Linked DNA regions of Homo sapiens: region 1 is linked to region 2. Evidence: chromatin contacts called from ENCODE Hi-C data. All regions are on one chromosome and are shown on one strand. The core of a region is the stretch at or near the end of the contact, and the rest is flanking DNA. Distances in the headings are between cores, read along the strand shown.

What was found. A loop is a pair of places that touch in the nucleus more often than their neighbours do. Pooled maps may share reads with other maps.
Region 1: a map with no recorded cell type shows a loop between it and region 2 (26-fold over the local background). The contact joins two enhancer-like sites. A Hi-C loop is called at or near these places in 4 of 37 single-sample maps with no recorded cell type and 3 of 50 pooled maps.

What each region holds. Positions count from the first base shown.
Region 1 is chr2:233,083,047-233,086,090 of GRCh38, forward strand. All of the region lies in intron 2 of INPP5D (inositol polyphosphate-5-phosphatase D), which reads left to right. Among named protein-coding and RNA genes, the nearest start is that of INPP5D, 24 kb to the left of the region's middle. RefSeq lists a silencer at 1,493-1,787 and an enhancer at 1,778-1,827. Within about 2 kb of position 1,490, at least 22 of the 41 ENCODE cell types and tissues checked have a DNase peak (open chromatin) inside an H3K27ac peak, as active enhancers do.
Region 2 is chr2:230,943,061-230,946,011 of GRCh38, forward strand. It overlaps a transcript of GPR55 not described here. Among named protein-coding and RNA genes, the nearest start is that of GPR55, 19 kb to the left of the region's middle. RefSeq lists enhancers at 309-518, 829-1,048. Within about 2 kb of position 1,476, at least 2 of the 41 ENCODE cell types and tissues checked have a DNase peak (open chromatin) inside an H3K27ac peak, as active enhancers do.

The sequences.
Region 1 (3,044 bases), core at 240-2,739, 2.1 Mb after region 2:
CCCTTGTGGTAAATCAGTGAGGTGCCCCTAGAATGAAAGCAGACTCCATTCCCGGCTGGGATCTGGGTTCAAGTCCAATTTGGTCAGCGATGTGGCCTTGGGCAAGGACTGCCAAGAAACTGCTGGAAAGTAGAGATCACACACATACCTCCCAGCACAAGGAAGCTGCTGGGGAGGAGGGTGGAGACAGCAGGGAGCTGGAGGTGCTTTAGAGCATTCTAGGCAGTGCTGGGAGTGGTGGGGAAGGAGGGGTAAATTTTGGAACTCCATCTCCCTCAGCTCTGCTCTTTGGGCTATGGGCTTCATGTCTTCAGGGACCTGAGTACGCTCTGGAACTGTTAAGCAGTTGTTCAACAGCTGCTGTGCCACTCAAACCCTGAGAACCTTCTGGACTCAGCTTGCACTGCTTTTCCTGGTTGGGGGAGGGTTGGGGCAGTGCTCTGAGCCCTGTGTGAGGCCAGACGAAGGCAGAACGGCTCAGCCCCGCAGGCCTGACTGTCCCACACCAAGAGAGTGGGTTTCTTGTAAAGCCAAAACTCCTTTCTTGACTTGGAAAGGGAAGTGACTCTCCCCTAAGAGAAGCGGTGCCTATCTTGAGCTGCTCGCTGCAGACTGAGCTGGGAGGCTGCTGCTGCCTTTGAAATGGCCCCTCTTTGGGAAAGTAAGGAAGAGTCTGAGGTCCTGCAAGCCGCCCTCATGGGCCAGCTCCAGGGTGGCCAGGGAGGCCTGGAGTGGCCTCAGACGTGTCGCATAAATGGCTGTCTCAAACCTAGGGCCACAGTTGAAGCAAAAGAGGCCCTTCGGCTCCACCCTACAACCTTTTGGCCCTTGCGTCCTTTCTAACATCCTTCCCACCGAGAGGAATAAAGCAGAAAATTAGAACTACCCATAATCCCCTATCACATCAATGTTCTCTGTGAACTTCCTGTCTTTTCTTGAGGTTGAGATTGTATCTAGGATATTGATTGTTTCAGTCAAGATGGGAGCACCCCCAGGTGTTTTTCTGTTTTGTTTTGTTTTGTTTTTGAGACAGGGTCTTGTTCTGTAGACCAGGCTGGAGTGCAGTGGCGCGACCTCGGCTCACTGCAACCTCTGCTCCCAGGCTCAAGCAATTCTCCCACCTCAGTCTCCTGAGTAGCTGAGATTACAGGTGTGCACCACTATGCCCAGCTAAATTTTGTATTTTTCTGTAGAGATAGGGTTTCACTATGTTGCCCAGGCTGGTCTCAAACGCCTGGGCTCAAGTGATCCACCCGCCTCAGCCTCCCAAAGTGTTGGGATTACAGGCGTGAGCCACCATGCCCAGCCACACTCCCAGGTTTTCATGCAAGTTTAGATGAAGAGTTAGAAAATATCTATCTCATAGACCCTTTCATTATTCTTTCCCGATTTGGAAGAAAAAATCCAGTGGTCTGAGCCATTCCGGTGAGTTCTAAAGAAGAGACACTTGTGACTCAAGTCCCTGGTCCCTGACGGTGGCTGTCACGTATCTCCGGGCGACATGGCTTTTGGAGAGGGAAAACAAAACAACTTTCTAAAAGCTGTTCCGTCACAAGCATCCGGGAGGTGAACGGTTGAGCCATTGTTATTAAGCTCAGGAAGCGAGTGGCAGCTGTTATTGTTCTGAGTGGTCACTGAGTGAAGTAAAGATTCCGTCTGAGCCGCCGGGCAAAGGATGTGGCTCTAACACACTTCCTGAAGTTGCACAACAAGGGGCACAGAAAAGGTTCAGGGCATAGAAGCCTAGCACGGCCAGGGCTGCCCTGTGTGGGCTCCACAGCCATGCCAAGGACAATGGGCCCCAAGGGGGTCCGTGCTGGTGGAGGGGTTCCTTTATGCTCTGACACTCACCTTCTAGAAGCCTGCATTTTGAATTGGTTTTTCTGTCTACTGCAGAATATGGACAGATCTATTTTCCAAGCCTCTGAATATCTCAAAACATCTTTAGTTGTCTACACATTCAAGAGTAATTTGATAGATATAAAATTCTTGGAACCAACTGTTCGCTCAAAATCCTGTAAAAGGTACAGCACTACCTTCAAGAATGTAGTGTTACAGGCTGGGTGCAGTGGCTCACTCCTGTAATCCCAGCACTTTGGGAGGCTGAGGCAGGTGGATCACCTGAGGTCAGGAGTTTGGGACTAGCCTGGGCAACATGGTGAAACCCCGTCTCTACTAAAAATGCAAAACTTAGTCGGGTGTGGTGGTGCATGCCCGTAGTCACAGCTACTCCGGAGGCTGAGGTGGGAGGATCGCTTGAACCTGAGAGGCAGAGGCTGCAGCGAGCTGAGGTCTCACCACTGCACTCCAGCTGGGTGACAGAGCAAGACTGTCTCAAAGAAAAAAAAAAAAAAGAATGTAGCGTTATGAATAGTTCCGAGTACAAAATCCAAGGCCAAACTTGTGCTGGTTCCTATAGAGGCGACCCATTTTTTTCTTTTTTTCTACTTTGAAGCCGGTGGGAATTCTTTTCCAGTGTTGTCATTTTCCTTTCATTGATAGTACCTGCAATGTGTTCGGCTTGTTCACTTTGCAAACTCTGTTCTTTGACACAAAAGACCTTTCTTCTGTTAGGTCTTTGAGTAAGTTTTTATTCCAGCTCTTCTGGCATCTTTCTTCTAATCCCCTGAGAAAGCCAAGCCTCCCCCCGTTTTCTAGCCCCCTGGGGTACACATGCCTTTGTGACTGAGCAGCCCCTCCCTCTTGTGTGGCTGCAAGATCCCTAATCCCTTCCCCAGTCTGTCAGAGAATTCTGGAAAGAGTATCCATGCCATTTGTCATCTCTACCTCCAAATGACTGTCTTTATTTTCTCCCCATCCCCACTAGCCATTTTGTCCTTGTTTCTCCATGTTCCAGAGCCTTCTGGTTCACCTTGCCCCAGATCATGGGCCTGTTTCCTGTCTTTGTTACCCAAAGCGGTCTAGAACTAACATCAACATGCACCATGTAGCCGATAAGTTTAGACTGGGGAATGGGATGCAAGTGTAACCAATGAGATGTGAAGAGAAGGGCTTTGTGGGCTTCTAGTAAAGGTCTGTTTGTC
Region 2 (2,951 bases), core at 226-2,725:
GAGAGAAAAGAGAGAGAGAGGAGAGAAAGAGAGAGAGAGGAGAGAAAGAGAGAGAGAGGAGAGAGAGAGCGCTCTCTGTAGCACAACTGTGCCCATTGTAGAGAGGTGGAAACTGAGGCCCCAGCAGAGGCCATCCCGGGCAGTGCTTGGACTAGAGCCAGGTCAAGGCCCATCTACATCCGGAGCCATCCCCTGTTAGCAGGACAGCATCCTGGCTGGCTCCCCGCCCCCAGACTGCCCGAGAGCTTGGCTGGCTATTGCCTTCCAGAGCAGCCCCTCCTTCCTGTGCACCTCCTCTCCTCTCCCACTAGCCAGCCCCTCCGTGGAGGGCCAAGAAGCCCAGCCAGCCCTGGGCATGGGTGCTAAGAGATGTCTGGGCTCAGGAATTTCCTGGCAGGAGCAGCAGTGCCCATGTTTGTCTCCGGGCATCCCCAGCTGGGGGGCCAAGCAAGAGAGGCAACAATGCCAGAGTAGGTCACGGAGCAAGAGCCTGGAGAGCTAAGAGCTATCCCCGTCCAGGGTCTGATGGAGTTTGGGTGTTGTCCCCTCTAAATCTCATGTTGAACTGTCATCCCCAGTGCTGGAGGCGGGGCCTGGTGGAGGGGGTTGGATCATGGGGGTGGATTTCCCATGAATGATCTTGCGCCCTCCCCTTGGTGCTGTCCTCTCAGCAGCGAGTTCCTTCTTGCGAGATCTGGCTGTTTGAAAGTGTGCGGCACCTCCCCACCCCTCCTCTGCTCCCACTCTGGCCATGTGAGATGCCGCTTCCTCTTCGCCTTCTGCCAAAATTGCAAGCAAGGTCTCATCAGAAGCAGGGCAGATGCCGGCACCACACTTCATATAAAGTCTACAGAACAGTGAGCCAATTAAACCTCTTTTCTTTATAAATTATCCAGCCTCAGGTATTTCTTTATAGCAACATAAGAATGGCCTAACACAGGGTCTGTCTTAGGAAGGGGCCCTCGGGCTGTCCCTCTTCTCCCTGGCCCTAGCCCAGGAGGAGGACCAGCAAGAGTAGTGAAGTGAGAAGCCTCTCCATGAAGATGCCTTCTGCCATTCATTACACACACAACAGCATCTTGGTCCCAGATGCCGGGTCCCAGAGAGGACCTCAAGGAGACTTCCCAGGAAATTACCCACCACTGGACATTGGACAGGGCAAAGCTGTGGTGTGGAAAGGGGCAAATCCACATCCCTCCAACGTGTGCCCACATGACTGTCCCGGGGGCTTCCATGAGCTTGATGACCCAGAAGCTATGGTCCTGCACACGTGAGTCTGTGACCTGACAGCTGTGCCTGCTTCACCAGTGTAGAGACTTGGATCCCCAGGCAAACCCCAGAAGTGTGGAAGGGAAGGGGAGAAAGCCTGTGGAGGGAGGTGGAGGAGCCGTGGTTTCCAGTAACCATCGCTGGTTAGTTCAGAGGGAAATGTCCACAACAGAGATGACTGTGACACCCGGCACAAGATTTAATTCTCAGAGTGAAAACGAGAATGCCGTGTCTCTGGGAGCCCCCGGAGAATGACTCAACAGTGACGTCCTACAGCATGATTTGCTTTAACTGAAGGTGAAGAGAATCTTTCAGGAGTGGAGAGAATATAACTGAATGCTTTGTCACAAATTTACTTTGATCTCATGTACCCCGTAAATACAGACACCTACTATGTACCAGAAAAATTAAAAATAAAAATAACAAATTCACATTCCGCTTGTTCATCCTGATTCTTCAGGCCTGGCCACGGTATCAAAGACAAGGAAGGCCCATTGCCTGCCCTCATGCTGGTTGTTCAGCCCTCCAAGAATCATTCTTGATGCCCTGCAAATACCAGGCGCTGCGCTAGGCCCTGCAGATGCGACAACGAACGTAGATGCTGTCCCAGCCACCCACACTCGCTGCCGGGGGAAGAACCAGGTAAGGTTCCCGCACATCGCCCTCCATGAAGCAGGAGCAGGAGCCTCACTGCGGGGCTGGGAGCTGCCTTCCTTCCTCCCACCAGCCTCTAGGGGAAGGATTTGTGTCTGCTGGCCCTCCTCGGTAGTAACAAATTCTGGTGGTGGACAAAGCAGATAGAAGACTACAGAAGACAGACAGGCTAAGGTGATCTGCGCAAAAAGATGGCGGCGGGGGAGAGGAAAGGCAATTCCCAGAATGAAGCGGGGACGTGGGTGGCGAGTGTGTGGTTGGGATTTGAGGTGGAAAGAGGCTGAGAGAGGACTGAGTTCCGGGAGGCAGCTGCCTCCTGCATGGAGGCCTTTCCAAGGGCAAGCGCTGGATAGAGGATTCCAATTATTTGCTGTGCATTGAGAATGCACTCCCAATGACCCAGTTTTTCCAACAAATCAATGACATGAAAAGGAAAGGGGAAAAAAAAAGGGGTGACTTGGAAAGAATGCAACCCGCGCCCTTATTTGAGCCCTGATTTGAACAAACCAGCCATAAAAAGACAGTTTTGACACAATGGAGGAATCTGAATATGGATTTCGTGGTGGACGATATTACAGATTCACTTTTTGTTGTTGTTGTTGTTTTTGAGACGGAGTCTCGCTCTGTCGCCCAGGCTGGAGTGCAGTGGCACTATCTCGGCTCACTGCAAGCTCCACCTCCCGGGTTCACGCCATTCTCCTTCCTCAGCCTCCCAAGTAGCTGGGACTACAGGCAGGTACCACCACACCTGGTTCACTTTTTGTATTTTTTGTAGAGACGGGGTTTCACCGTGTTAGCCAGGATGGTCTCGATCTACTGACCTCGTGATCCGTCCGCCTCGCCTCCCAAAGTGCTGGGATTACAGGGCTGAGCCACCACGCCCGGTCTACAGATTGACTTTTAATTGTGTTAGCTAAGATAATGGCATGGTAGTTGCATTAAAAAGTGTCCTTTTTATTCACAATAACCAAGATAGGGAAACAGCCTAAGTGTCCATCAGTGGATGAATGGATTAAAAACATATACAC